2 separate regions of the Homo sapiens genome follow, and region 2 is linked to region 1. Evidence: chromatin loops called from intact Hi-C (ENCODE). Cell type or tissue: B cell. All regions are shown on one strand. Each heading gives the region's core, and the rest is flanking DNA. Links, peaks and the distances in the headings are about the cores only.

Region 1 (2,925 bases), core at 105-2,604:
AAGGACATGTTACTAATGAGTTGCTAATATGTTTCTGCTGCTCATGTGTAGGTGTGTGTAAACACACACACACAGACACACACACTACATGGTATGTGAATCTCTCTCTCCTATTCCAGGTCTTAAAAGAATGACAATCACTCCTTCTCCTTGTTTATTCCTTTCTCTAAAAAGAAAAAAATATTCATCACTGTCTGATTTTGCTTTTGCACTACAGGCAAAGGTAAATGTTGACTGCCTGGCTGACTCCTCCCACCATGACTTGCCTTAAGTAGTGCTAAGACATCTCCCTGCCCATGGCCTTGTTTCTACTGGCATGAGTCTCTTTCATTCACGTCACTGGCAGCCATATCCAGGGACTTGTGGTCAGAATGGAGTCTAGTGTGCTGTTTTTCTGGATATTACTCTGTCTTTTTCCCCCTCCAGTGTGTGACTGGAAGTCTCTTTAACAGTTAAAATAGTGGCCATATATGCACACTGGAGAGAGAGTATTCAATAAGATCTGTAATTTGTAGACCACTGTGAGAGATTAGTCCCTGTTCCCTCATGTTCTAGCTTCAATATACGCTTTAGGATCAATGCTAACTTCTGCAGTTACTTTATAGTAATTGTGATTACAATAAAAGTGAACACTTACCTCAAAAGGGTAGGGCCAGAATGAATTCTTCTTCTTTGTGGTCTTTGATGAAAAGTGTCTAAGTCACATATAATTTGTACCTCATCTTTTTAATAAGTAAAGGAAAGGCATTCTTATTAACTCTCCCCGTAGGAAATCAGAAAGGCATTCAGAGAGAATGGATTTCAGGCACAGGCATCAAGTTTGCCAGTGCTTCCACCTGAGCCCCACAGTTTGAGCTACCTGGTGCTCACCTATGAACTCAACACTGGTCCAATGCCCTGGACTAATTCCAACTGAGGCAAGAGGTGTTGAGGTAGCTCTTCTTCATGCGAGGACAGGACTTACTTAACTCTAACTCAGTTTCTCAATCTGGTTTCCTGGTTGCTTGCTTCCTCTCCATGTAAGAAATGAGTCAACATAATGTATGTGGAGTCCTAAAATGGTTTCTTCCCCCAATGGAGGTATTTTTCAACTGTGCATTTGAATTAAACTATTATAAGTATTTAATATAAGTAGAATAACATAATTTAAACATTTTACATATCTCTATGAGAAGTGGTTATTTAAAGGAAACACATAATTATAGTTTTTGTTATTCAAATAAATAATTCCCATTTTAACTGTTTTGAAAGTTGTATTTCCACATAACCAGCTTTTCTGTTGTGCTGTTTCTATGTGTTAGCCATAGCCAACCAAAGTCATGTGTAAACTGAATTATGCATTACAAATAAAAGAGCTGTAATCCTCTGAATACCCTAATTTGATGTAGAAAAAAAGTTTAATGCCCATTCTACAATGAATGCATATTTGAGAGTACTAAGAATATTTATAGATTTTTTTACTTCATTGTCCATAGACACTTCTTGACTCTGGTTTTTAGTAACCAGCAGAGGGCGCAACATACACAAGTTAGGGTCTTTAAATCCTTAATGGCTGATCTCTTCTGTCATTTGTATCCACAGGCACCTGCACCCTCCTCCACCATCAAAGTACACCCAGCCCAAGTCAAGTGAAAAGAAAGAAATATGTGCTTACTTATTTGTTCCTATCACAGCTGAAGTTAACCTTTAGCTGGAGACTAAATTAACACCAATGCTCCAAGTTTAGATAATTGTTCTGAAATAAATAGAGCCTTAAGCTAGAACTTCTTACATAGTCAAGGGAGATAGGTGGATTCTTTTGTACTTCATTTTAACTATCAATGGTGTTTTAAGAACCAAATAACATTTTTCTTAAATCATTTTTTTTCCTATCATAAGTAAATTCTCAGCCGGGTGCTGTGGCTCATGCCTGTAATCCCAGTACTTTGGGAGGCTGAGGCGGGCACATCACCTGAGGTCAGGAGTTCAAGACTAGCCTGGCCAACATAGTGAAACCCTATCTCTACCAAAAATACAAAAATTAGCCATGTGTGGTGGTGGGCGCCTGTAATCCCAGCTACGGGAAGCTGAGGCAGGAGAATCACTTGAACCCAGGAGGTGGAGGTTGTAGTGAGCTGAGATCGCGCCACTGCACTCCAGCCTGGGCAACAGAGCCAGACTCCATCTCAAAAGAAAAAAAAAGGAAATAAAATTGATGCCTCTGTTTCCACTTTACCATTTAAAACTCCTACCTCTAAAATAAATAAATAAATAAATAAATAAATAAATATTCACATATATAAAGTAAAATTTAATCCAAGATTCTATTGCTTCTAGGAAAATTTAGAAGACTTTTTATAGATTCCTTATGCTCTCTTCTTTCAATAGTAGTCTTATTTTGTAACTTTCTTATATTTTTGCGTGTTTATTTGAGTCAACAAACCACTAAGGCAAATTCACAGGTATATTTCATGTGAGAAAGATTTATTATCATAGACCTAATGCCTTACAGAAAAATTTCTGGCTGAAAAATTGTATAATATTGGAGAAAAACACGAAAGGAATAACATATATAGACCTGATACAGGTTACCAAGTAAAATCTTCCTAAAAATGTAGGTGACTCGTTCCCTATCTCATTTTACAGATATCTCATTTTACAGATAAGGAATCTGAGGCAAAAAAAAAAGAAAATAATTAAGTAAGTTTACTAACGTCACGTATCAGGCAATGTGGTCCAATTTTCATGCTCTTGACTTAGCCTTTACAGTATTCTGTCTCTGAAATACATATTCTATGCTCACCTAGTACACATACACACACACACACATACACACAGAGACACTCCATACATATGCATATAAATGGAACAAGGTTTTATAAAAGAATATTTATTTTTATGTCTGATAAAGTAAAAGCATAAATATCAAATATTTTATTACTACAT
Region 2 (2,925 bases), core at 190-2,689, 930 kb after region 1:
ACTACAGGCACTTGCCACCACGTCCAGCTAATTTTTTGTATTTTTTAGTAGAGACGGGGTTTCACATGTTAGCCAGGATGGTCTCAATCTCGTGACCTCGTGATCCGCCCGCCTCGTCCTCCCAAAGTGCTGGGATTACAGGTGTGAGCCACAGCGCCCTGCCTATTTACCTAATTTCTAGAGAAGTCAAATTATTCATTGATGGCCTTCCAAACACACCCAGAGCTGTACCACTCCTACCTCTGAAATACCTTTTCTCTTCTCCTTCAAATATCAAATTATTTCCTTTTATTTTAGGTGAAGACTTTTCAGAGCATCATACTCGCTGGAGACCTTTTTTTCTCTTCACTGCCTTGCACTGTTACCTGCTTAGGTAATTCTTTCCCCACCCCTTGAGGAGGGAGGACATTCTCCTGTGTGTCTTATTACCCTTTTTCAAGATGTAGGCCTTTAACATAATAGGTTTTTATTATATATGTATGAGGCTTCTATTTCATTGTTTCCTAAACAATATTATTCTAAGTCTTGGAGTAGTTCCCTACAGAACTGCATAAAATAATATTGATTGGGCCGGGTGCGGTAGCTAATGCCTGTAATCCTAGCACTTTGGGAGGCTGAGGCAGGTGGATTACTTGAGGTAAGGAGTTGAGACCAGCCTGGCCAACATGGTGAAAACCCCGTCTCTACTAAATATACAAAAATTAGCCGGGTGTGGTGGCGCATGCCTGTAATCCCAGCTACTTGGGAGGCTGAGGCAGGAGAATCGCTTGAACCCGGGAGGTGGAGTTTGCAGTGAGCCAAGATTGTGCCACTGTACTGCAGCATGGGCAACAGAGGGAGACTCCATCTCAAAAAAAAATTGATTGAATGCTTGTTACATTCTTATGTTCCAGTGTGCTGCGTACATTTAAATAATTTATCTCGTTTAGTCTTCACAGTGGTCTTGTGGGTGGACATTGCCATATGATTTCACCTACAAGGAAACGTAGACTTCAAGATTAAGGGACTTGCCCAAGGAGCTGAAATTTGTAGCGAGTTCTCTAATTCCCTACCTGAGCACATTCCATCCCCTCACGGTTCCTCTTTCTGTAAGTGTGTGGAGGTTTCCTCCTCTTGTTCCTTAGTGCTTTGCATTTTATGATCGTGCATCACTTTAAGAAAAGAGAAAATAAAAATGGGAACAATCTATATATTTTCAGATAATCTGGGTCCAAAATTTAGGAAAACATTATTATACTGCCACCTTCTGGATCTTTTGAATACTTACACATTAATAACGGATATCTGAAACCAGGTCTGTCCAACTCTTTCAAATCTCGTGGTGACATATTACATTTTGTTTATAATTATTTTTCTTTAAAGACAGAGACAGTAAAAACATTTCTTTAGTGAATTGAGAGAGTTCTTCTCAACTTAATACATATCAAATATGGAGGATAAAATTAAATGTATTCAGAGGTTGGTTATTATTTTTGTTTGTAGAGGATGGAGAAAAACGTGTACAGTTAAACTTTACTAGTAATTCAACAGCCACTTTTTTTTTTTCGGAGACCAGAGTTTTATTATTACTCAAACCAGTCTCCCTGAGCATTCAGTGAGCAGAGTTTATTTATTTTTATTTTTATTTTATTTTTGAGACCGAGTCTTGCTCTATCGCTCAGGCTGGAGTGCAGTAGTGCTATCTCGGCTCACTGCAACCTTTGCCTCCCATGTTCAAGCGATTCTCTGCCTCAGCCTCCTGAGTAGCTGGGCTTACAGGCGCCCACCACCACTCCCAGCTAATTTTTGTATTTTTAGTAGAGACCGGGTTTCACCGTGTTGGCCAGGCTGGTCTAGAACTTCTGACCTCAAGTAATCTGCCCGTCTTGGTCTCCCAAAGTGCTGGGATTACTGGTGTGAGCCACCGCACCTGGCCCGGAGCAGAGTTTTTAAGGATAACTTGGTGAGTGCGGGGAAGCCAGTGAGCCAGGAGTGCTCATTGGTCAGAGGTGAAATCATAGGGAGTGGAAGTTGTCTTCTTGGGCTGAATCAGTTCCTGGTTGGGGGCCACAAGATCAGTTGAGCCAGTTTATTGATCTGGGTGGTGCCAGCTGATCCATCAAGTGCAGGGTCTGCAAAATATCTCAAGCACTGATCTTAGGAACAGTTTAGAGAGGGTCAGAATCTTGTAGCCTCCAGCTGCATGACTCCTAAACCATAATTTCTAATCTTGTGGCCAATGTTAGTCCTATAAAGGCAATCTAGTCCCCAGGCAAGAAGGAGATCTGCTTTGGGAAATGGCTGTTACCGTCTTTGCTTAAACTATAAACTACAAACTACAAAGTTTCCCCTAAAGTTAGTTCAGCCTATGCCAGGAATGAACAAGGACAGCTTGGAGGTTAGAAGCAAGATGGAGTTGGTTAAGTTAGATCTCTTTCACTGTCTCAGTCATAATTTTGCAAAGGAGGTTTCAATCCCTCCCTTTGGGTTTTATAACAACTTAATCTTCAGGTCAACAGCCACCTTTTGGCCGTTAGGTTCAACCTCTTCCAATTACAGTTTTTAAGATTAATGTTAATAAAGGTGTGGGTATAAAAGCACATTCACTGCATGTGAGGGTATAAATTATTATTGCCTTTGGGGAAAGCAATTATATTTTATTCATAAAAAATAAAAATAAAAGCCAGGCATGGTGGCTCACCCCTGTAATTCCAGCAGTTTGGGAGGCTGAGGCAGGTGGATCACTTGAGGTCAGGAGTTTGAGACCAGCCTGGCCAACATGGTGAAACCCCGTCTCTACTAAAAATACAAAAATTAACTGGGTTTGGTGGCTCATGCCTGCAGTCCTAGTTCCTTGGGAGGCTGTGGCAGGAGAATTGCTTGAACCCAGGAGGCAGAGGTTGCAGTGAGCTGAGATCATGCCACTGCACTCCAGCCTGGGCAACA

Evidence for each region. Hi-C counts contacts between places; a loop is a spot of excess contacts. Peaks named below come from ENCODE experiments on the same cell type or tissue, not always from the same donor. Only the 100,000 strongest peaks of a DNase experiment are listed, where the experiment ranks them.
Region 2: a loop joins it to region 1, with 23 times the contacts of the local background. A loop is called at or near these places in 18 of 110 quality-filtered maps.

The regions. Positions count from the first base shown.
Region 1 is chr5:39,947,560-39,950,484 of GRCh38, forward strand. No RefSeq gene overlaps it. Among named protein-coding and RNA genes, the nearest start is that of LINC00603, 100 kb to the right of the region's middle. In B cell, for the core only: CTCF peaks have their summits at 1,509 (motif pointing right) and 1,710; a DNase peak (open chromatin) is centred at 1,542.
Region 2 is chr5:40,878,344-40,881,268 of GRCh38, forward strand. No RefSeq gene overlaps it. Among named protein-coding and RNA genes, the nearest start is that of C7, 30 kb to the right of the region's middle. RefSeq lists an enhancer at 1-121. In B cell, for the core only: CTCF peaks have their summits at 1,215 (motif pointing left) and 1,429; a DNase peak (open chromatin) is centred at 1,078; H3K27me3 peaks cover 203 bases.